Regions from separate parts of the Homo sapiens genome. Here all the other regions are linked to region 2. A link is a loop called in an ENCODE intact Hi-C map of the cell type or tissue named here. Cell type or tissue: heart left ventricle. All regions are shown on one strand. Region 1 overlaps MAP4K3-DT (MAP4K3 divergent transcript). Region 2 overlaps TMEM178A (transmembrane protein 178A). Region 3 overlaps MAP4K3-DT (MAP4K3 divergent transcript).

Evidence for each region. Peaks named below come from ENCODE experiments on the same cell type or tissue, not always from the same donor. Only the 100,000 strongest peaks of a DNase experiment are listed, where the experiment ranks them.
Region 1: a loop joins it to region 2, with 9 times the contacts of the local background. A loop is called at or near these places in 58 of 110 quality-filtered maps.
Region 3: it touches region 2 in a loop (14-fold over the local background); 51 of 110 quality-filtered maps call a loop at or near these places.

The regions. Positions count from the first base shown.
Region 1 is chr2:39,510,603-39,518,602 of GRCh38, reverse strand. MAP4K3-DT (MAP4K3 divergent transcript) reads right to left here. Exons shown (of 6, transcript NR_037875.1): 4 at 2,062-2,189; 5 at 1-20. Among named protein-coding and RNA genes, the nearest start is that of MAP4K3-DT, 77 kb to the right of the region's middle. RefSeq lists enhancers at 1,191-1,783, 1,784-2,375, 2,376-2,968, 6,201-6,495 and a silencer at 3,057-3,277. In heart left ventricle, a CTCF peak has its summit at 4,776 (motif pointing left); DNase peaks (open chromatin) are centred at 1,722 and 2,062; H3K27ac peaks cover 7,022 bases.
Region 2 is chr2:39,692,898-39,700,897 of GRCh38, reverse strand. The region is part of intron 1 of TMEM178A (transmembrane protein 178A); the gene reads right to left. Among named protein-coding and RNA genes, the nearest start is that of TMEM178A, 31 kb to the right of the region's middle. In heart left ventricle, a CTCF peak has its summit at 3,808; no DNase peak of the experiment used is centred here; H3K27ac peaks cover 1,270 bases.
Region 3 is chr2:39,589,690-39,597,689 of GRCh38, reverse strand. The region is part of intron 5 of MAP4K3-DT (MAP4K3 divergent transcript); the gene reads right to left. Among named protein-coding and RNA genes, the nearest start is that of TMEM178A, 72 kb to the left of the region's middle. In heart left ventricle, a CTCF peak has its summit at 3,762 (motif pointing left); no DNase peak of the experiment used is centred here.

The DNA.
Region 1 (8,000 bases), 180 kb after region 2:
CAGGTATCTCAAACATATGCCTAAGAGAGCACAATAAAATATTTTGCTTTGTGTTATATTTAAACCAGAATACAGTTCTTAACTATGTTACTTTTTAACAGATAATTAGATCAAGACTGAAAGAAGCACAAAAATACGTGTAATTTGGTATACTTCTTACTAATGGTTAACCATTTTCAATCGTGTCTTAATCTAATACTGATTTTTCTGACCAATTATATTTATTTCACTCACGCTAAATTCTTATAATTGTAGCCAAAAGTCCCATAGATCATAAAAGTGACTCTGACAACAATTCTTTGGGGCTTACACACAACTTGAAATCAAAAGCCTTTGTTTTCTTCCTCTGGGTCAATATCTTCTCATCATAACTGTTGTCATCATCATCAGAATATGAACTATTTATCTTGTTTGGCCAGTGTCAATAGTTGGAGAAATTACTTCTCTCTGTCTCATATTTCTAGCTTTCTCCTGTTTGATTTTCCATAGGCAGAGGAAAGGAGAAAGAGAAAATCTCTCACATCCCCTGCAAGATTGTTCCTTCCTAACAAGAAAAGACTCCCTCCCCCGACCTTTCTGAAGCTTCTTTTATCTACTATTTACTAGCAGCTACATACATTGATACAACCTGTCTCTGATATTAAGCTCCTGTCTTGTAATGGAGACCATATTGCCTTTCCAGAGATAAATCCAAGCTTATCAAAACACTTTTGAAAACCTCTTTCATAATAAACAGAACACAATTTCAGATAGTAGCACAGAGTGACTTCGCACCTTAGGACAGAGGTCTGATGCCAGAATGCTGTACAGTGGTGCCCTACCCACGATCTCATTTTCACCAGCCTGAGGCTGAACCTCTCCCTTCTTTCTTGCTGGGGTTTTCTATAAATCAGTTGTCAACAAATATATTGGATTCTTTACACTTTGATCTACTTAACATTTTGAAACAGGTATTCACTCAACTCCAAGTTCCTTTCCAATTACCTGGTGGGGTTTGGTGGGGAGCAGTTAGCTGGATACCTGTTTGAAGCAGGTGTCCCAGAAGCCACCTTGCTGTGCATAGACATCAGCTGGCATACAGCCTTCAGTAAGAAGGCTGATGGAAGGTACGCAGTAAAAATTAAAAGCCTAGGAAAAGTACAGGCCCCAGAGCCAGAGCAGAGCAGAGCAGTTGAGTGATGGTTCCTTCTGAGAGCAGGGTGGGAACAATTTCTTGCCCTGCTCCTGGGGATGAAAGTAAAGTCTAAACTTTTTTGCAACAGTGACTAATTCCCCATCAGAGAGCCTCCTGCGATTGCAGAGCTAATTTCATGAGTGGTAAATGAAGGGTCTCTCAAAGTGAGAGCTGACAGAGGAAGAAACAGAGAAAAACTAAAAGCAAATCCCTAAACATTACCCACATTGCAAAACAGAAGGGAATTTTCAGAAGCAATGATAGAGAACGGCCCACCTCCAGATCTCCCTCAGACATGTTTTCTTCCTTCCTGACTCATTGAGTTTCTTTAGGAAAGCCTGGTGAGAAGGGATTATGAAGCAGGCAAGGGAGCCAGCCTTTTCTGGCAACACAGGGCATTTTGATTTCAGAATCTGCAAATCTTCAAGAACAGACCCGGTGTGCACTAGTGTTCTAGGCTGGAGTCCAGCAGCAGTTCAGCTGCAGATGAAGCAAATCAGCTGGTTGGTGCTGACAGCCAGAGACCCAAGGACTTTCCTGGTGCTACACCTCTCTGGAAGTTTGAAGATGTTGGGACAGGTTTGCCTTCTGAAATGTGCAAATGTCACCAGCCGGGAGTGGCAGATGCCAGGAGGCATCTGCAAACAGATCTCCATCTGGCCATGGGCTAGGCTTCCTGGGACACAGATTAGAATAGTTTGAAACAAAGGGGCGGAAGCACCGGCTAAGCTTTTCACATATTGTTATGGTCTCTGGGTCACTTCCTGCCTTTGGAATTTATTTCCTTTCCAGGTTCAGCAAAATTCAATGAATGACAAGAAAGAGTTTGGGGTTTGTCTTTGCCTCTGGCCCAGTCGAGGGGCGGCTCTGCCTCTGTGAACTTGTACCTCTGCAGTGGTTGCATTCTCCCGCGCTGTTTGTTCACACTGAGCCCAGCATGGGGGAAGCTTCAGGATGCAACAATAAATAAGGGAAGGGAGCCATCTCCAGTTGAGTCAGATAAATCCTCTTCTTCCTAGAAAACAGAAAAGGAAAGAATAGATTGGGAAGGGCAAAAATGATGTTTTATCAAGGAGAGCTCTTTCTCACCAGCTCCCCATTCAGAGATGTAACCAGCTTTGAAGGTAGGAGGCCGAACGTGGCTCCATGCAGTCGCACCTCCCACCTCCTGGAGTCAGCCAGTAGGCCAGATAGGTACACAGGACAGTGACATTTGCTACACAACAATGATCTGCTTTGTTTTCTTTTACCAGTATTTAATTTGCACTTTGTTCCAACAGGGACTTCAGGTAGCAATAACTGCCTTTCTGACAGCATTTTCACGCTCATTTTGGGCACTTTGAAGCTGACATGAATGCATATCGCAAAATCCTTCTGCAACCCCCGGCAATCCCTGTACATCCACTGCAGTTCTGCAGTGCAGAGACCCCCAGAGGCCAAGGCAGACCCTTTTGCCCCAACAGCTGCAGGACCCTATCAAAACTTAATGTGGTCCCTGCTGCCCCTGTCATTTCTTTGAGAAAGAGTGTGTCTCTCTGAATAGTGATCCACCGTCATGAATAAGTTCCTTCTGAAAGCCGGCTCATACAGCCCTTGTCAGGAAGAATCTCGCAGAGCCTGTCCACATATCCAGAGTCCATCTCTCTCTAGACTGAGAGGTCAGGGTTCATAGCTTTAGAGGAAGGGTAATTTTTGCCCCCACCTTTAGTCTAAACACAGCTAAACTAGCAGCAAACGCTATTGTAAATACAGAGGAAGTTGCAACTAGTGATCAGCCTTTCTCCTGGTGCCACTCAATCTCCCAGAAATAAGAACTAAAGCTTCCCCTCCATCAGTTTAAACAATCTCTTTGCTCGAGGCTGCAGATGCCACCACTGTTGGGAGCTAGCAGTGACAGGGCTGCTGCCTTGGGTTATCACTGTGGCTCAGGCGTCAATCAAATTGACCTTTTCAAATTGCACCAACACATCTCGCATTCACAGAAATGGTCTGCTGTGACCTTCACAACAATTGTTCCTAACCACTTTAGGAAGTTCTGGGGGAAGGAAGTAAGTAGGTAGGGCGGAGATGGCTGTATACATACCAGGGTCAGGAACACCTGTAGAGTACGAAAGCAACAGGAAGTCTGCCCAAGAGTCCCAACTTTCCTCCATGAAAAAGCGCTCTGTCAGATTCAGGCATTATGTTTCCATATAAAAGTATAACCCGGGTCTGGGAAATTTATAAATCATTACTTTTAAACTTTACAGAATCTGATAGCACGGGACTGTCAGGGAGCCAGGAATCTGCATTTTTATCAAGCCCACCGGCTGCTACTAGTACAGGTGGTCTGTGGCTCAGACTTTGGAACACTGTGCTATAAGGAATTGTGAGTCATTGTCAGGTTAGCATGGAGGAACTGGTAACACAGATGAACATTGCACCTGGATGCCAGGCCAGGCTTTGGCAGTCTGTATGACCGACCCTGGGTAAGACAATTTAATTCTCTGAGACTAAAGGCCTCAGGACTAGACAGAAGACCTTCAAAAATTTAGAAATAGCTTCTAAATTACGGCCCAAAGGCCTACAGATTTGGAGCACTGGTCCAAACAGAAGGACCAGGGTTCTGCAGGCATGCCCTGAACACTCACTGAAGTTCTTCGTTGCAGAAAACTCCAGCAGCCAAGGTGGAACCTCTTGCCCAGGGCTGCAGTCCTAGAACTCTGTGGTCATGGGATGCAAGAACTGCATCTTTGCTCTCAGCCATTTCCAAGTAGGAGAAAGGGAAAGGAAGAAGATTCTATTTATGTAGTGCATTATATGCATTATTTTTTAAATTCTCACTTAACCCTAGTATCATTAGTCTCCTTTTGAAGATGAGAGAATTGAAGATCAAAGATGTGAAATAACTTGCCCCAATTCCCCCAGGTCTCATGGCTATAGAATGCTTGAACTGAAATTTCAGTTCATGTCTTCCAAGATCCAGGTGCCATGTTCTTTCCACAAAACCATTCAGAACTGGAAGTTTTGCTGTGGCCATCCTGAAGGCCTGGCTGTTTGGAAACCCTCCAGATACCCTCACCTCTCCCTGACATCCATCCCACACCTGTTCACCACTCTACTTCAGAATCTCACACACCCTGGGTCTTTCCTCCATCCCTGACCTCCAGCTGATCGCTCAGCTGAACTCATTTCTTATCCCTACAACTTCTTGACTCCCAGTAATTAAAATACATCAGCTGCCACTTCTCCTGGGCTGAGGAGGATGTTTCTGGCCCACAACTACTCCAGCCACTGACTTCAAGATCAAGTCAGCTGGGTCCTGGAAAACTCAGTGTATCCCTAAGGATTTCCATGAATTGAGAATCTCTAAATGAATGCTTAAGAGGCATTTGTGCACTTACTGATTCTAACCCACACATACACAAGCACATACACACAAACAAATATGCACACACAATACACATACACATACACACACAGAGATCTCTTCTCAACTCAGGGCAGAGATATAGAAAACCCTCAGGGAGAAACCAGTGCCCTTCTATTAGGAGATGACACATCAAACTTCAACTTCCTAACAATAGTGATTATTCTGGGATGCTGGGCACCCCCTAGTGGGAGTAATGGAGAGAGAAGACAGACTGTTTTGGTGCTGTTCTCAGTAACCCATTCCACCCACAACTTCCTGCCCCTTCGCTGCCTTCTCTTTCCAGCCCATCTCACTGTTCTTGGAATGATTCATTCTTCCCACGATGATTGGGCCTTTTGCCCCATAAAACCCTCCCTCTCTTTACAGACATAATGGACTAAAACTAAGCAGAAGGCAACTCAGGCAGAACAGCAGGAAAAACTTCCTATGGGGAGAGCGATTAAAATCTGAAATGACCTTACAAGGCAAACTAAGTAAGACCTAACTGCACTGGGCAGAACAATAGAGAATATCTCAGAAAGATATTCTTGGAGATGAAGAGGATGAGGGAAAAGCTATTTCCCTGATTTCATATATTAATGCCCCCATCCAACACTCTCAGACTGATTTCATGACAATATAAATGCCCTGTGCTACATCTAACCCCTTTTAAGACCAAGAGAACACCCAACATTTATACATTTGAAATAAACAGATGAAGCCTGTCCCAGCAGAGTGGCAGCTCATCCATGAACTGGGCACTATGTAGTACTGTGGGACATTCTGAACATTTGTGTACTAATACCCACTCTTTTCAAGGCCACTGCCATAGCTCCCCACGACGGGATGAGTCCTACTATACTGTAAACAATAAAGTGTTTTCTGAGTGTTTACGTTATACCAGGCTCAAGATTCGTAAGCATTTTTAAGACATGCGCACATCTAGTTCAGTCCCTTCTCCAAACAAGGGCCTTAATAAAAGATAGGGAGAGTAACATATTTAAGTGCATGCGCAAAGAATCCTTCTGGGCATATTCACAGTTCTTATTTTAGTTAAGTATTTGATAACTTGTTCACTGGGTAAGGGGCCAGCCAGTCTCATCTTGGGGACCAGTGCCTGTCTCTAGTAGATGTGACAATTATACAGCACCCACCTTCATGCAGAGCTTTGGTTGTTATGATCTTATTCCTTCCTAGATTTGAGTCATCAGCTCATTAGTGCCCATTCAACTTAGCCTTCCTCTGATGAATCCTCTAAAACCTTGCTCATAATTTTACCGATACCAGCACAGGATTTTCTCTGCTATGCCTCCTGCTTCATCTGGAGCCTAGTGACTTGGAGAGTCTAATCTCACAACTGCTTACAATGTTAATCCCTTTCATCTCTTCTTTTAGAACCATGTGGTGATGTTCATCTTTCTGACAACCAAGAACCTTGGAAGAATCTCTCGCCTCAGGCGCTCCTATTTTTGTGCCTAGCTCGGCCGCCTTCCAAATCACCAGAGGCATCATAGAATGCAACTGTCTGTGGAGGGTTGGAGGACGAATTGGACACAAATTCATTGGACGGCTGAAGGAAAAAAGAAAGGTCAAGGATGCTCCAGCTTGGCCAGCCTCGCAGGCCTGACAGCAGAAGCTGGAATTCTTTCTTTTATAACTTGGGCTTGAATTAAAGGCATTTTTTTTTAGTCCAGAGACCTTTGGCCTTCACTCCAAACAGAACACTCAGTGGGGTGGAGCAAGGCTGTCTGTTGGCAGGAAGGGCATGCTGACCTCTGGCCCTAATGCCTTCCCTAACCTGGAAAGACATAAAAGCTGTGGTGAGTTAGCTGAGCCACCTGGAGGGCTCTGTCAGTATGTAGAATGTTCTAAATCATGTAAGGGGCCCTGCCTTTGTAAAGAAGAGTGGTGATGTGTTTATGGGCTCAGAGAAGAAAACATATGGAGAGAAAATGAGAATTAAGAAGAATAAACCTAACTAGTGGCTGCTTTGGGTGTCTAGAAGACAAGTAAAACTCAGAAAAGAGGCCCCAGTTCTGAGAGGCAGAGATAAGGGAACTTCCAGTACATCTGTCTCTATTTTCAGAAGAGATAAAAACCAAATCATAAATCTAAAGATGAAGGTACATTCATCTGGGGAGAGGACTAAACAAGCTGTTATATTTCAAACAGCTATTAGGATTGCAAAAATGAACACTTTTAACTTGCTAGTGGAAGCATTTCTTTCCTGCAAGTCACCTTGGATCAGATTAGACAACAAAGAGAAGATAACAAAAAATTATTTTTTTGTGCAGGCTAAGAAGCATTAATTTAGGCTCTTTGTACTAAGCTAGATTCCCGTCCTGGATGCTTTCCAAGAAAAAGCAAAAAGTGAGCAACCAGAGCAGTTATGGGAAATTCAAGTGTGTGCTTTGTTGGGAAGGATGAGAACGGGGGGTTCCGCTGGCCCAGAGCTGCAAACGAAATCAATGGTCTGCAGCTTGGGAGGTGACCAGAGGACCCAGGCCACTGGATCAGGCGCTCAGAGAGCCAGCATGAGCCTTCAAGGCAGTGCTTGTGGGCAGGAGGACAGGTCTGAGCTTCCTGCCAGTGCCTATGGCAAGTTGGATATGTATTTGCCAGTATCCCCAAGGGAAGGGGTTCTGTGCCAGCTGGAGCTCTCTCAGGAAAGACAGGTAGCTCTCAGATGAAGTCCAAGGAAACCAGGTGAGGGCTTGAATTGTGGCCAGCGAAGCAGGGTGTCTAACACCTGAGGAGGCCAGATGGGGGTCAGGAGCATTCAGGCAGGGAAGAAGGGGTGTGACATGCCCATGAAAGGTGGGTGTGGGCATTCCAGGGCCTAGATAATGTTTATGGAAGAGGTTTCTATCACAACACAATACAAGGCACTCTTGCTGTCCTAAAACCTTTTCTCCAGCTGAGTTTCTGACTCTTTTAAAGCCACAATGTAGGCCAGACATGGTGGCTCACGCCTGTAATCCCAGCACTTTGGGAGGCTGAGGCGGGCGGATCACCTGAGGTCAGGAGTTTGAGACCAGCCTGACCAACGTGGAGAAACCCTGTCTCCATTAAAAATACAAAATTAGCCAGGCATGGTGGCGCATGCCTGTAATCCCAGCTACTCGGGAGGCTGAAGCAGGAGAATCACTTGAACCTGGGAGGTGGAGGTTGTGGTGAGCTGAGTTTGTGCCATTGCACTCCAGCCTGGGCAACAAAGAGCGAAACTCCATCTAAAAAAAAAAAAAAAAAAAAAAAAAGCCACAATATAAGGACATTCTCAGGAACATTGAAGCTAAGAGGCCATAGATTGAATAAGATGGCCAAATATGCCACACGGAGCCAAAGAAGCAAGGCAAGCCTCTGCAGAGTCCCATTTGACGTGAAGAGGCAGATAACCAATGTTTCCGAATCATAGTAACTGAAGTTAAAGGAATG
Region 2 (8,000 bases):
AGATTGTTAAGATGTTACTTGTAATCCACAGGGCAACCACTAAGAAAATAACAAAAAAAAAATATGTAGTAAATGAAACAATAACAACAAAAAGAATTAAAAAGCCATATTAGAAAATATGTATTTAACACAAAAGAAAACATTAATGAAGAAATAGAGGAACAAAAATGCATATGGCATATAGAAAGCAAATAGAAAAATGGCATCTATAAATCCTACCCTACCAAAAATTATATTAAATATAAATATATACTCCAATAAAAAGGCAGAGATTGGCATTGTAGATAAAACAACATAATCCAACTACATGATGTCTACATGAGACACAGTTTAAATTCAGACACAAATAGGTTGAAATTTTAAAGGATGGAAAAAGATATACCATGAAAACCATAACTGAAAGATGAAATGGCTATACTAATATCAAACAAAACAGAATTTAAGACAAAAATTGTTACCAGAGAGAAAAAAAGATATTTTATAATGATAAATGGGTCTATCCATCAAGAAGATACAGCAGTCATAAACATATACTGACCAATAGAGCCCCAAAATACATGCAATACCAAAAACTGACAGAATTGAAGGGAGAAATAGACAATTCAAAATAATAGTTGGAGACATCAATACTTCTATTTCAATAATAGTAAAACAACTAGGCAGAAGATCAATAATAGTAAAACAACTGGACAGAAGATCAACAAAAAACAGAAGACTTGAACAACATTATAAACCAACAAGATACAAGAGACATCTATGAACACTCCATCCAACAACAGCAAAATACACATTCTTCTCAAGTGCACATAGTATATTCTCTAGGATAGACCATATGTAAGCAATAAAATAAATCTCAATAAATTTAAAAACATTAAAGTCATACAAAGTAAGTTCTCTCACCACAATGCAATGAAATTAGAAATAAATAAGAAAATAAAATTTAGGAAATTCACAAATTTGTGGAAATTAAGTAATATACTCCTAAATAACCGATAAGGCAAAGAAATCACTAGAGTAAATTAGAAAACATTTTGAAATTAATAAAAACAAAATTACAACATACCAAAATTTATGTGATGCAGCTAAAGCAATAATTTTGAGGGAAATTTATAGCTGTAAATGCCTACATTAAAAAAAGATCTCGCCTGGCACAGTAGCTCATGCCTGTAATCCCAACCCTTGAGAAGCTGAGGTGGGAGGGTCACTTGAACCCAGGAGTTGAGGACCAGCCTGGGCAACATAGTGAGACCCTGTCTCTAAAAAAATAAACAAAATTAGCCAGGCATGATGGCACGCACCTGTAGTCCTAGCTACTCAGGAGGCTGAGGTGGGAAGATTGCTTAAGCCCAGGAGATGTAGGCTGCAGTGAGCTGAGATTGCACCACTGCACTCCAGCCTGGGTGACAGAGTGAGACTCTGTCTCAAAACAAAAACAAAACCAGAAAGATCTCAAATCAGTATTCTAACTCTCCACCCTAAAAAACTAGAAAAAGAAGAGCACACTAAGGAAAGAGATTACAAAGCTAGGGTGGAAATACATAAAATAAAGAATTAAAAATTGATAAAGTAAACAAAACTAAAATTTGGTTATGCCCATAATCCCAGCACTTTGGGAGGCTGAAGTAGACGGATCACTTGAGGCCAGGAGTTCAAGACCAGCCTGGCCAACAGAGGAAAACCCCATCTCTACTGAAAGTACAAAAAATTAGCCAGGCATGGTGGCACATGTCTGTAATCCCAGCTACTCAGGAGGCTGAGGCACAAAGATTGTTGGAACCTGGGAGGCAGAGGTTGCAGTAAGCCAAGATGGTGCCACTGCACTCCAGCATGGGCAAGGCAGCAAGATTCTGTCTCAAAAAAAAAAAAAAAAATCAGGAATGAAACAGAGGCTATTACTAACAATCTTAGAGAAATATAGAGAAGCTTAAGAGAACACAGTGAAAAATTACATGCCAACAAATTAGATAAAACAGATAAAATGGCATATACCTAGAAATATAAAACTCCAAGACTGACTCAAGAAAAAATAGAAAATCTGAACGCATCTATAACAAGTAAAGAAATTGACTTAGTAATTAACTTAGTAAAAACTTGCCACAAAGAAAATTCCATGACCAGATGGCTTCACTGGTAAATTTAACCAAATGTTTAAGGAAGAATTAACAACCTTCATAGACTCTTCAAAACAAAAAAAAAAAATAGAGCATGAAGGAAACTTCCTACTTCTTTCTATGAGGCCATTATTACCCTGATATGAAAAACCAAAGACACCACAAGAAAAGGAAATTACATACTATTCCTTATGTATAGATATGCAAAATTCCCCAGCAAAATATTAGCAAACTGAATTCAGCAACATCTGAAAAGAGTTGTACACCATGACCCAGTGAGATTTATCTCAGGAATGCAAGATCATTTCAATATATTAAAATCAATTAATACAATATACCATATCAACAGAATAAAGGTCAGAAACCACCTGATCATCTCAAAGATGCAGAAAAAGTATTTGACAAAATCCATTTGCTACTCATCAACAACCCTGTGAGCTAAATATAAAGGTATTATTAACTACACTAAATGAGTAAAAGAATCCGAAGCTCAGAGAGTTAAGTAACTAGCCTGAGGCTATTACTCGGTTGTAACCAAGCTTTAACATAAATGCTGTTACCCAAACTCTATATATTAAATACTATTACTCAGAAATGTTAGCAGTCCTTAGTTTTCTAGACATGCATCTTAATTTTGTGGATAGTTAAGCTAGAGTTGCTACATGTACTGTCAATTTGAAATAAAAAACAATCTTTCCAATTTAGAACCAACATGTGCTCTTTTGGAAACAAAGCTGATTCTTAATTGAAGGAGATTGGATTGGCGACATGGCTGACTCAGTGGCTTCATCCTACCTGCATCTCACAGAAGCTGCTTAATGCTGGAGAGAGGGTGTGAAGTGGGGAGAAACTATTTTCTCAGACTCACAAGAGCTGGCCTTAGAACAGCTTCTGTGCTAGGGAAATGTGTGGTCCCTTTTAAATCACTGCAAATATACTCAAGACCCATCTCCTCCTCTGTTCCGTGCTTGTAATGGGCAGGATCCCAGTGGGCAAGAAGAGTAACAGGAAGGAGGTGGCAGCTGGCCCAGGGTTCTCCTGCTTCCTCTGCATGTGCCAGGAATTAGGTAAGTAGTGCACACATCACCAAATCGCCTTTCCTTCTCCATGGGGCTCTCAGGCTAAATTTAAAGTGCCAAGAATTCTGAAATGAAAAGAGCAAGAGGGTAGGGAAAATGATGAGGTGTGGGCTGACAGTAACAAGCAGTACTCAAGGACTCCAAAGAGTGTGGGTCTGGTAGCAAGCCCAGAGCTCCACAGCTGAGTTTGCAAGAAAATGTTCTATGGTCCAGGTGTTCCACTCCCTTGGAAGATGATTAGAGACTTCAGGCAGAATTAGAAGAGAAAGTGGGAATGAAAGACAGCTCACCAGCAGTGTCAGAGACCTGCCATTAGCTGTTTTATGTCCTTGTTCTTAAACACTTGTTCCACTGTCATAGCAGAAAGTCAGATAGATTTGAAGAGGAAAGCAATATTATTAAGGTTTGGCTCCCTACAGCACACACATTAAATTGACAAAATGAAACCACAAAAATCTTACAGGGAAAGACCTGTAGTTGCTTGACAGAACATATCAAGCAACCAAAGACAAATTAGGTCTTTCTGATAAAAAGACAAGCACATATATATACATAGATGGTGACGGAAGTTCCATGCAGTGTTATGTTAAGGAATAATTTATACTGTTAAAATCCACAAGGAGGCATTAGATTCCAATTTTTTCAAAGTCATACATGCAAACTTTGAAATTAACTGGCTTTCTGGGTTTAGAGAGCAATGAATCTGGCTCTCTGAAAAGGAACACAAAAAGCATGAGCTCATAGCACCAGATGGCATCACACAATGGGGGGAAGAAACATGCAGAGGATTGAAAAGAACAAGTTGTGGTTTATATTTAGTGATTAATTAGCTTCTTAAAGGGCCAAGTAGAGCCACTTTAATGATGATATAAACCATAGAATAAGATACATAAGTATGTTGCACAGGGGGTTAGAAATGGAGCTTTTTGCCTGGTGAATTTCTGTTGTTTTCAATACTGAGTTCCAAGCTAAGTCATAGAAACCCCTACTCGAGGTTAAATAAGGAAGAAACATGAGAAAGATGCTATAAACAGTCATTACTATCAATCAATAATGAGGCGGGCAGTATACATGATGGTTAAAGACCTTGCGGTCAGACAGACTTGGGTTTGAATCCTAGTTGTGTGACTTGTGGCAAATTACTGAAGCTCACTGAGCCTTGGTTCCCTCGTCTGTAAAAGAGGGAGAATAATGGCAGATACCTCACTGAGTTATGGTGAGGAATGAAAGAGGTAATTCAGGACTTAGCATAGGATGTGTGGCCCACTGTAAGTACTCCATAATGTCAGCGATGGATTATGAATTCCCTCTTGGCACCTGCCCAATTCGCCATACAGAACCACTGCCACACACCAGGAGTCTGCACCTTAAATGGTCATCACAGATTAACCCAAGTGCACAGAGAAATAAACAGACACATGGCAACAGCTGCCTGAACAATGGCCCAACCAACAGCTCTCATGTTTCCTCTCCATTCTCGCCACTTTAGAACAAGACTCCCATCACCTCACTCCTGAAGAATTTGCTAACTGACCTCCTTGCTCAACCCTCAACCTACCCTGCATGCCACTGCTAGATAAATTTGCTGTGTGAAGTTTTGAGGCCTCTGGAGTCTCAGTTGCCCATCAGTAAAATGCAATATGAAAACCTTTAAGATTTTTGTTACATCTACCTGCCTTTTACAGTATCATTAACTTAATATGTGGCTTTAAATTGATTACTGTAAGCAAGGAACAGTTTCACTTGCTATGATATAATTATGTATTTGTTTTAAAATTATGTATTTATTTAAAAATAAATTGTCTGACACATATAAGTACTATATAATTGTTTATTTAAATGTTTTAATGCTTTGCCATTGTGTCAACTTCCACACTGACCAACAGAAGATGCGAAAATCACACGCGGTCCCTCAGAACATAAGACTGGGGTTTTCATTGACTGGCTCTGTCCAGGAACATACAATTGGGTTCCCCCTGAATCGAATTCAGACTCTAGACCCCTACCATCTATCCCTACCTCCAACTTCACTTACACTTACCTGTGACTGGTTCCCAGGGGCTACTTCCCTCCCTCCCCAAATTGTCCCCTGGCAACATCATGTCCATCTCTGTGACCATCCTAGCCTACATCACTAACTTTAGAACAGTCCAAAAACTACTAATCCCTCCAGGCTCACTGCCTTCGAAAAGCCTACCCCAAACACTGCAGACCACATAGCTCACTCTCTTTGCTGAGCCTCACCATCTCACTCTTGATTACTGGTCTTTGTCACTGCCTACTAGATCAGAAAGTCTGCCTCTTCATTAATGTCCCAAGTTCCTTAAGCAGGGAGGCTGTGACTTTTTTCTGGATTACAACATTTAAGAGGTATGTCTGAAACAGTTGATGGCAATAGCAGTACCACTAATGCTTAAGGTTCTCTAGCAGAAAGAGTTAACAACAGGCTACACCATTTCCTAAACATTTCAAAGACAACTTGGAATTCTTCAGCTGGCCCTTGAGCAGAAAAATAAAGAATTATTTCCCCAGCACACGTCTCAGTTTGAAAAGAAAAATCAATCATGCAGTCATAGGACAGGGTAGCAGCCATGTTCTGGTCAGAGATTTAATTTCAGAGCAAAGCAGGGGCTAAAGCAGACAGACAAAAATGCTTTCCTTATCACCTCCTGTATTGGGTATAAACAGTTAACCTTGTTAAAATAAATAAACTAAATACAGTAAGTTTAGGGGCTTAACACTGACTTTTAGAGCCTCAAATGGCTAAACCAGTCCCAAAGGCAAAGCTCTTGAGGACAAACCTTTCATCAGGTCTACAGAACTGAAAGGAGAAAGATACTAATTAGTAAATCTAAGCAGCTCTGTCCGGTAGAAATATAATGCAAATTGTAAGAATTTTAAATGTTCTAATGGTCATATTGAAAAATAGGTGAGATTAATTTTAGTATTTTTAAATTTAACATGCAATCAATACTTTGAAAGTTGTTAATGAGATATTTTATATAGTTTTTTCATACTAAGTCTTCAAAATCTAAATCTAATATCTTCTACTTATAGCACATCTCTTTTCAGACAAGCATCATTTCAAATGCTCAATAGTCTCATGTGGCTTCCATCCTGGAGAGGGGAGTTTACTAGATGAAAATGAGTAAGACTCCAACCAAAGCAAAAGCAACTGGGAGCAAGAATGTTTGATATAGAAAGGGCCTGAAAGGTGTGAGGTTATTCTTTGTTTAGATCTTGTGTCTACCACATACTATATCTGGTTCTGCCATAATTGTTTCTTATTATTAATGGAGACTCAACTTCCTGGTAACTAAGAAATTTTATCTGTGTTCACTCTATATTCTCTCTGGAGCAAGACAGGCTGGATTTGCATTTTGGCTTCACTATTCACTATCTGTGAGCCCTTGGCAAGTTATTTAACCTCTCTGAGCACCAATACATAGACAATGACAGTTCATCTATCTCAAAGGAGGATTAAATGAAATAATAATATAATATTATTAGTGTTCGCTTTAATTATTATTATTATTATTATTATTACTACTACTACTATTGCTACTTTTTTTATCTGAACAAATCCAGGCAAGACTTAAAGGCAAGACTCAGGTGAGTTCCTTGAACTGCAAACACATTATCTCTAGGGGCCAAAGAGGGAGAGTTCAATGACAAGTCAGACAGATTCAACCCATTTCAGAGATAGTAAACATCATCACAGAAGTTAAAAAAAAAAAAAAAGGTGGCTGAGGAATAAACCAGAAATAATAGTGTTCAAAAAGGCATGATCTTGTGCAACAGTGGAATCTGTCATTGGGTTAGGCTGACCACTGGCTTGCTGAATTGATTTTTAAATCTCCTTTAATGTACTTATTATATTGTATCTATAATAAAAAGTAATATCGTATTTTAAAATTTTAAATCAGATTCTCAGCTTCTCAGAACCATCTTGGCATACAGTTGGTGACTTATCTGGTGTGGCAGGTACAGTATTTACAACTCAAGACTAAAGAGAAGATATAATTTTATGTGGCTTACAGAGGATTCTCCCTCCCTGCCCTCCTCTTCTCCTTTCCTTTTTCTTCCCTCTCTAGCAGGAGACAAGAGAACCACAATGTAGAGACACTATTCTTTTCTCTCCAACTCAGGAGAAAAGGGACCTGATTATGCCATTAGAGAGAAGGCAGACACAGGCAAGACCTGACATCCATCCAGTGCCTTGTTCCCGGAGTCACTGTCTCATGTGAAACTGAATACAGCCATCAATTCAGTGGATGCTCATGTGGAACACACTGTGAGATTTTCCTTTCCACATGGGACCCCATGTTACAAAAACAGGCTAACAGTCACTACTGGTTACTTTTGCTCTAGTCACAACATACCTCAGAAAGATCAATATAGTCAGAACACAAAAGTTGTCTTAATAGTACATGGGTCTAATGCTATTGTTTTTACAAACCTGAACTTAAAATCTCTTGGATTCAGGAAAGCATCCAAAGAAGGTGGGAAGCAAACCTCAGCTTTCTTCACTCTCCTGTATGACTTTTGTTGTTGTTGTTTTTTGTTTTCATTTTTGTTTTCGTTTTTGTTTTTTGAAACAGAGTCTCGCTCTATTGCCCAGGCTGAAGTGCAGTGGCACGGTCTCCGCTCACTGCAAGCTCCGCCTCCCGGGTTCAAGCCATTCTCCTGCCTCATCCTCCTGATGAATTTTTTTTAGAGTGAACATCAATGAATGTAACTTTAAATTGTAAGGTTAATTAAGCCTGCGTGCTTCCAAATGTTAACAGAAATTTGGGAATGTATTTTTTCT
Region 3 (8,000 bases), 100 kb after region 2:
TGAGAGCTGAATTTATGCCCAATGTATATTGAAGGAAATAAAATGTTAGAAGAGCTATCACTCCAGATTTCATTTAGGGAAAGTACCAAATAAATACTTTTTATCCCTGTGATCAGTCTCACAGCCTCTCACAAAGTACTTGCCAACAGAGATATTTTGCTGATCCGATGAATTTTACATAACAAGGAAAAAAAATCCCTCCCGTAAATCATAATGCATATGTTGATGAGATGTTGTTTGATACCAAAAAGGCATTCTCTACCCCAAAGAAGGAAGGATTACTGCGTGCTAATACTAAATGCTAATGTTAGCCTATTACAAGTGTTTCATGCTGTGGCACTATTCTGATTTGTGCTTTGAGATAAAGATTTAATATTCCACTCTTAAATTACAGTATCTATTTGTTTTTTATGAGCCGCAGTATGTTCCTACACTAATATTTCAATTCGATCATTTCCACCCTGAAGCTTTATTTTATCTGACAATTCACACACACCACCTAATTAAAACAACTTAAATATGAGATATCTGGACCATATTCTGAGGTCTTCATTTATGCAACGATCACTTATTGAATGCTCCTGCTGTGCCAGGGTCTGTGATAGAGGAAAAGGAGAAGCCTGTGACATTGAAGAGGGGATGCAAAGATGAATGAGACAAGCTGTTTGCCCTCAGGGAGCTCTTAGGCCCATGGGAGAAATAGATACCTGGCCTAGTCATCACCATGCGAGATGGTGGAGTCTGAGCACATAGAAGAGGGGGACAGGAATTCTGCCAGGGAGAGAGGAATTCAACAAGTCTTTGGAGAGCTGACACTTGAATTAATACTCAAAAGAAAATGTTTGGCTGGGCGCGGTCGCTCACGCCTGTAACTCCCAACACTTTGGGAGGCCGAGGTGGGCGGATCACCTGAGGTTGGGAGTTCAAGACCAGCCTGACCAGCATGGAGAAACCCCATCTTTACTAAAAATACAAAACTTAGCCAGGTGTGGTGGCACATGCCTGTAATCCCACCTACTCGGGAGGCTGAGGTAGGAGAATTGCTTGAATCCGGGAGGCGGAGTTTGCGGTGAGCTGAGATCGTGCTATTGCACTCCAGCCTGGGCAACAAGAGCGAAACTCTGTCTCAAAAAAAAGAAAAGAAAATGTTTGCCAGAAAGACAAGAGTTAGGGCATTAGAAACAAAAGGACCAGCATGAACAAAGTCTTGGAGATATGAAGGAGAATATTTGGGTGATCACTAAAAGGTTATTTGGGAATATGTAGTGTGCCCAGGAGCTGGGAGTCCGGTAGTGGGAGAAAAGTGGCAATGCGGGAAATGTCATATCAGCCTGGGAATGCTTTTCTGCCGTGCTACAGGGTCTGGACTTGCTTCTGTAGGAAAGGGTAAGCTTTTTGGCAGTGTTGTGTCATAATCAGTTCTGAGTTTAGGAAAGCCAAGTACAGGAGGCATGGAGTTACAATGCTGTGTGTAGCAAAGGTCCAGCCTGAGCTATGAAAATCCCAGTAACTATGATGATAGCATCCGCTGGCAAAAGATCTCCAGCAGTATCTTCTGATAAGCATCTCATTGTTAAACTCTGTAACTGGAAATGCTGCATAACAAGACTAAGGCTCTCCCCATCGTTTTTCTTATAGCAGGCAGTTATTTACAACATAAAGTTCCAAGATCATTCCTAAAAGTAAGTAAGACGTCATCCCAAGATGACCTATAGTTGATCCCGTCCTCCTATTCTAGTCATTCTAATGATTTCACATGCCACCACTTTTTCTTTTCTTTTTTTACAATCAGTGAGGCTGAATCAAGATGGGCCAATGAGTCTGACTTGTAGAGAAAGCAATAATGTAAGAGGCTTGGGACCTAGTTATCAAAGCTCCTCCCTTCTAGGTCAAACAGGAAAACACGGAAATCCACCAGCCCAGTGGGAACCAAAAGTCAGTTTATTACTAGGCCAGCAAACATCCTACAAGCCTCCAAATTCAGCGTTCACTAGTATAAGCTAGATTACAGAATAAAAGATTAAACATTAGGACAAGTGGGACCTCTGCTCCCATTCCAAATCTCTACCTTGGGACCTAAGAGCTCCGGAATGCCTATGATCAATGGGCGTGCAGAGCTAACTGCAAGTCCATTCACTTGGCCATTGGAATGAATGAGGGCCGCAGGGGCAGGACAAAGGGAGAAGTTCCCACCTCTTTCCCGTGGGTAGCCATGTTCTGGGGGCTCTCCCAAGGCAGAGGGAGGGGAAAAAGAGCACATGGTTCCTGTGTCCAGGCAGTAAAGCCCAATGGGTAAGCCAAGTGCTTTGCCTTAGACAGAGTTCTCCCTGTCAGTCAAATGTGGCCAAGGAATGTTATAAATTCTGGCCAACCAGATTAGTCAGCTCTTTCTATCAGGACATGCCAGTGAGAAGATAGAGACAGGCAGAAATGCCCTCCCCAGAACTTCCATTGTCTGTAGGGCAGACATGTTTGGTGGAAGGCAGGGGTTGCCAGAAAAAATACAGAATGCTCAGTTAAATTTGGATCTCACATAAACAACAAATCATCTTGTAGTGTAAGCATATCCCTAATATTGCATGGGATATACTTACACTAAAAAAATTACTGTCTTCCTCAAATCCAATTAAACTGGTTGTCTTATAATTTCATTTGACAAATCTGACAACCCTAATGAAAGAATCTTCCTCTGTGGCATAGTCACTTCCTCATATGGGAATTGCAATCTCAGAATTCTAGAAATGGAGGAGAACATTAAAATCACCTAGTCCATCAACTTAAATTTATCCCTGATGAGAATGAGGAGACCAAAGAATTGCAATAACTGCCCCTAAGTCACACTGCTAATTAATGACAGACCAAGGAATATAATATATTTCCAGACCGAGCCCAGTGGCTCTTGTCTGTAATCCCAGCACTTTGGGAGGCTGAGGCGGAAGGATTGCTTGAGGCCAGAAATTCAAGACCAGCCTGAGCAACATAGGGATACCCCTCGCACCACCATCTCTATTAAAAAAAAAAATTAGCTGGGTACAGTGGCACATACCTATAATCCTAGATACTCAGGAGAATGAGGCAGGAGGATGAGTTGAACCCAGGAGTTCGAGGCTGCAGTGAGCTATGATTGTGCCATTGCACTCCAGCCTGGGCAACAGAGCGAGACCCTGTCTCTATTTAAAAAAAAAATACATTTCCATTTGTGGTATTCTTTCCCCTCTATCACACTAGGCTCCTTTTGGCCCTTGGCTCAATAGCTCTGGAATTACTTGAAAAATTTCCTAAGGGCAAAATGAATGATTTTTTTTTTTAATATCTCCTCCCAGTTCTACACACAATGCTTTATGAGACCTGGCAGAGCAAACGATGCTGTGGAGCGGCCAGCCATGTGGCTAAATCACCTGGGTGATGGCCACCACTCTCCACTCGCACCCTCTGTGTTCTGTGTCTGTGAACCTGGGCTTTGGGGTTGCTAGGGGCTAGCATAGCTTTTAGCCAGATGTGAAAATTGTCCTAGCCCCTCTGAGAGGCCATGAAGTATGACTCTCTTAAGAACACACAGCCTTTTGGAAGGGTCCTCTCTACTGAGGTAATGGGTTCAAGGAAAACACAGCTGAGACCTAGGAGCTTGTGTGAAAGGCACTCTCATCTCATCGGAAACTTCAGCTTCCCTCACAGCAAACCTTGACCAGAGCTGCCAACAAAGAACCAGCTGGGCTTTTAAGATTCCTTTCTCTCCTTCCCCTTGCCTCCCTCTGGTGGACAAGCAGACAAGCAGTTAGTACAATGGACTTGAGGCGGTGAGGTGTTCTCCAGGGCCACACAGACTGATAGACTGAGGTCTTCACCACACAGGCATTTGTCTGGCCAGCTCTTGACAAACTTGTGAGATAGAGTGATCTTCACAGCTCTCTGTCACTTCTCACAACTCAGGCCACTTTATCTTCTTGGTCTCCAGGACTCTGATCATCCTCCCTCCACCCCAGTCTCTTCCCACCTCCTTCCCCATGGCCCCAACCTTCTTCCACTGTAACCCAACCACGACTTAGCTTTCCTGGAGTCCCAGTGCCCCGGGCAAGTAACTTCTTACTCTTCCAGAGAACAAGTTGCATCATTCCAATTAGAAGAGACTGAATGGTCTTTTTTCTTTCTTTCTTTCTTTCTTTTTTTTTTTTTTTTTTTGAGACAGTCTTGCCCTGTCACCCAGGCTGGAGTGCGATGGCACGATCTTGGCTCACTGTAACCTCTGTCTCCCAGGTTCAACAGATTCTCCTGCCTCAGCCTCCAGAGTAGCAGGGATTACAGGTGTGCACCACCACGCCCAGCTAATTTTTGCAGTTTTAGTAGAGATGGGGTTTTGCCATGTTGACCTAGGCTGGTCTCAAACTCCTGACCTCAAGTGATCCACCCGCCTCACCCTCCCAAAGCGCTGGGATTACAGGCATGAGCCACCGCGCCCAGCCAATTGCACAGTCTAAGCATGAAGCTAAGCTACTTACTGATAATCATTATTTAGTGCTTAGTAAATATAAGGTTCTTTTGCTAAGAGTTGGATACATGTTTTCTTACTTACATTCATAATTTTCATAGCAAACCACTGAGGCAGATACCATTTTACAGAAGAAGAAACTGAGGCTTGGGAACATTAAATAACCCAGGCAAGCTTTTACTATAAGGGCTGGGACTGGGATTCAGACTCAGAAAATCTGGCTCTAAATTCTAGAAATCCCTGTCCAATAGGACTTTACAGTGACGGAAATGTGGCCACTAGCCACAAGTAGCTACTGCACATTTGAAATGTGACTGCAACGGAGGAACTGATTTTTAAATTTTATTTAATTTTTATTAAATTTAATTTAAATAGCCACAGATGACTAGTAGCTACTCTATTGAATAGCATGGTCTAAATATAGGCTTTGGCCAGGCGCAGCGGCTCACACCTGTAATCTCAGCACTTTGGGAGGCCAAGGCAGGAGGATCACCTGAGGTCAAGAGTTCAAGACCAGCCTGGCCAACATGGTGAAACTCTGTCTCTACTAAAAATAAAAAAATTAGCTGGGCTTGGTGGGGTACCCGTAATCCCAGCTACTCAGGAGGCTGAGGTAGGAGAATCGCTTGAACCCGGGAGGCAGAGGTTGCAGTGAGCTGAGATCACACCATTGCACTTTAGCCTGGGTGACAGAGTGAGACTCTATCTCAAAAAATAAAATAAAATAAATAAATAAATAAAATATAGCCTTTGTGTTATCCTAGTCACTTACTCTCCCCCTGTTCCTTCCCCCACAAACACACACACTCACATGCACTTGCTGAGTAGGTAAGGGAAATATTTGTTCACATCATTCCCTTGGCCCTCGCTCCACATAGATTTCAGGTAGAACCTGACGGGAAAATTGAGAGTTGACTTACACCTTGTTTGATGCAATAAGGCAAGGGAAAGGGAATCAATGATATAAAAGATATGGGCTCTTATCCTTGCTCTGCTAGTGACAAGTCACATAATTTCTCTGGATCTCAGTTTCTGCCTCTGAACAAGGACAGAGCTGTACTCCATGATCTCAGATATCACTTTCCAACTTTAATATTCTGTAGTTGGAAAATGCCCATAGAACCCCTTTCCAGCTCACGTTGAAAACAAGAGCTACAGGTGATAAATCTGGCACCAACAGTGATTACCAGGATGAACAGTCAGCAAGCATGCTTGATTGTACACATCCAACACCCCATAATATATAGGGTTCTTTTTTTAGAACCCTAATCAGAGATTCATTTGCATAATTAACATCTTTAGGAATAATTGCAAATGACACATCTGTTCACCATCTCCCCCTCCTTGGCAAACTATGTGTTATAAACACAGTTCCTTTAGCTCTGTAAACACTTGGTGCCTGTCCTTTGCTTTAGTCACTTTCCACCTTGGAGTGATGATGACCTTGTGTGACCTATCCCTGTGCAGTCCCATCCCTGTCAATGTTGCTCCAATTAGATCAGGACCCACTTACAACTACCTGCTTTGACTGGCCACAGGGCATGAGTTCTTAATCTAGGCTCAGCTCTCTAAACTAAGCATTCAGAATATTCATGAAATTTTGGGTGACTATACTTGTCATTTGTGTTCTGGGGAGCAGGTTTATGGCTTCCAGGAGTTTCAATGGGTGTCCATTACCCAGAAAAATGGTTAAGAACCACATACTATATGATTCCATTCACATGAAAGTCCTGAATAGGGAAATACATGGAGACAGAAAGTAGATTAATGGCTACAAAAACTGGGGAGATCAGGGATGGGAGAGTGGGGAGGGGGGTGATAGCTAAAGAATATGGGATTTCTTCTTGAGATCATGAAAATGTTCTAAAGTTGACTGTGGTAGTGGTTACACATATCTGTGAATATTTTTTTAAAACCATCGAATTGTGCACTTTCAAATAGTGAATTGCATGGTATGTGAATTATATCTCACTAAAACTGCTTTTAAAAAAAAAGTTTAAACCCCTGCTCAGAAAAAAGGGCCGTGGTTTACAGGTACCTACAGACAGTAAAGCTGCATCCTCTCTGTTCCCAGAAAGCCTTGAGTGGTACCAAACCTAGTTCTTTTTTAGAAATAAGACCAGATTTACATGAGTCCCCCCATTGGGGGAAGGCTCTCTAAGTCAGTGTGCCTCAAATTTTAATGAGCAGATGAGTTATTTGGTGATCTTATTAAAACACAGTGGGCCCAAGATTCTCCTGGTGACCCAATGAACACACTGTGAGTAACAGAGCACTAGACCAAAAGTATGTTTGTATCCTCTTGCTTCCCCTGGATCTGCATGCCATCCAGATACTTACGACAACACAAAATTTCCTGAGATTTTTAGCCCTGGGCACCCTTTATTCTGGACCAGGGCTTCCTCTCCAACTAACTTCCCTGTTCTCCTGCAGCTGAATAGCACAGAAACCTCAAGGGCCCCCTTTCTCTTTCTCCCTTAAAATCTAAGCCAGAGACAGGTGCACTCAGCTCATATGTTTTATTTCCCCTCAGCTCTACACTGGCCCAGCTTAGCCAGAACAAGGTTGCCTCCCCAGAAGGCACATCTAGCTCAAGTGTAGCTTAGACAAAATAAGTTATTCCATCCATGTGTCCTAAAGGCACAGTTTCCTTATTCATCCCCTACAGGTTTCATATCCGCAGTAATGAATAAGAATGCGTGAGTCCTTGATGCTTATTTTGAACCAAAGGGGTGTTCATCCAAAAGGAAAAGACTGTGGGTGGTCTATATGAAACAAGTTGACTCAAGAAAGAAAAAGAACCCCTTCACTAGCCTTATTTAATTTGAACAACCATCAGAGATGCTATAGCTAGGATTGAGTGGCCACGATATTTTGCAACAACTCCCATCAAGAGGTGGAGTCTATTTCTCCATCTTGACTCTGGGCCAGCCTTCTGACTTGTTTTGACCAATTGAATGTGACAAGTACGTGGTTGTATGAGTTCCAGAAGCCTTGTAGTTTCCGTCCTCTTTAAGTGCTGCGCTGAGACTGACCATGTAAGGAAGCCTTCCAGAGGATAAGAGGCTAAAAGGAGAACCAAGGCACTCCAGCCACCAGTCAGTGCCATCTGCGACACCTATGAATGAGGCCATCCGGGACCCTCCAATTCAACACAGCCACGTAAGTCAGTCCAGGTGAAAACAGCAGAGAAGCCATTCAGCCAACCCACAGAACTGTGAAAAACAATGAATCTGTCCAACAATGATAGACTGGATTAAGAAAATGTGGCACATATACACCATGGAATATTATGCAGCCATAAATATGATGAGTTCATATCCTTTGTAGGGACATGGATGAAATTGGAAAACATCATTCTCAGTAAACTATCGCAAGAACAAAAAACCAAACACTGCATATTCTTACTCATAGGTGGGAATTGAACAATGAGAACACATGGACACAGGAAGGGGAACATCACACTCTGGTGACTGTTGGGGGGTGGGGGGAGTGGGGAGGGATAGCTTTAGGA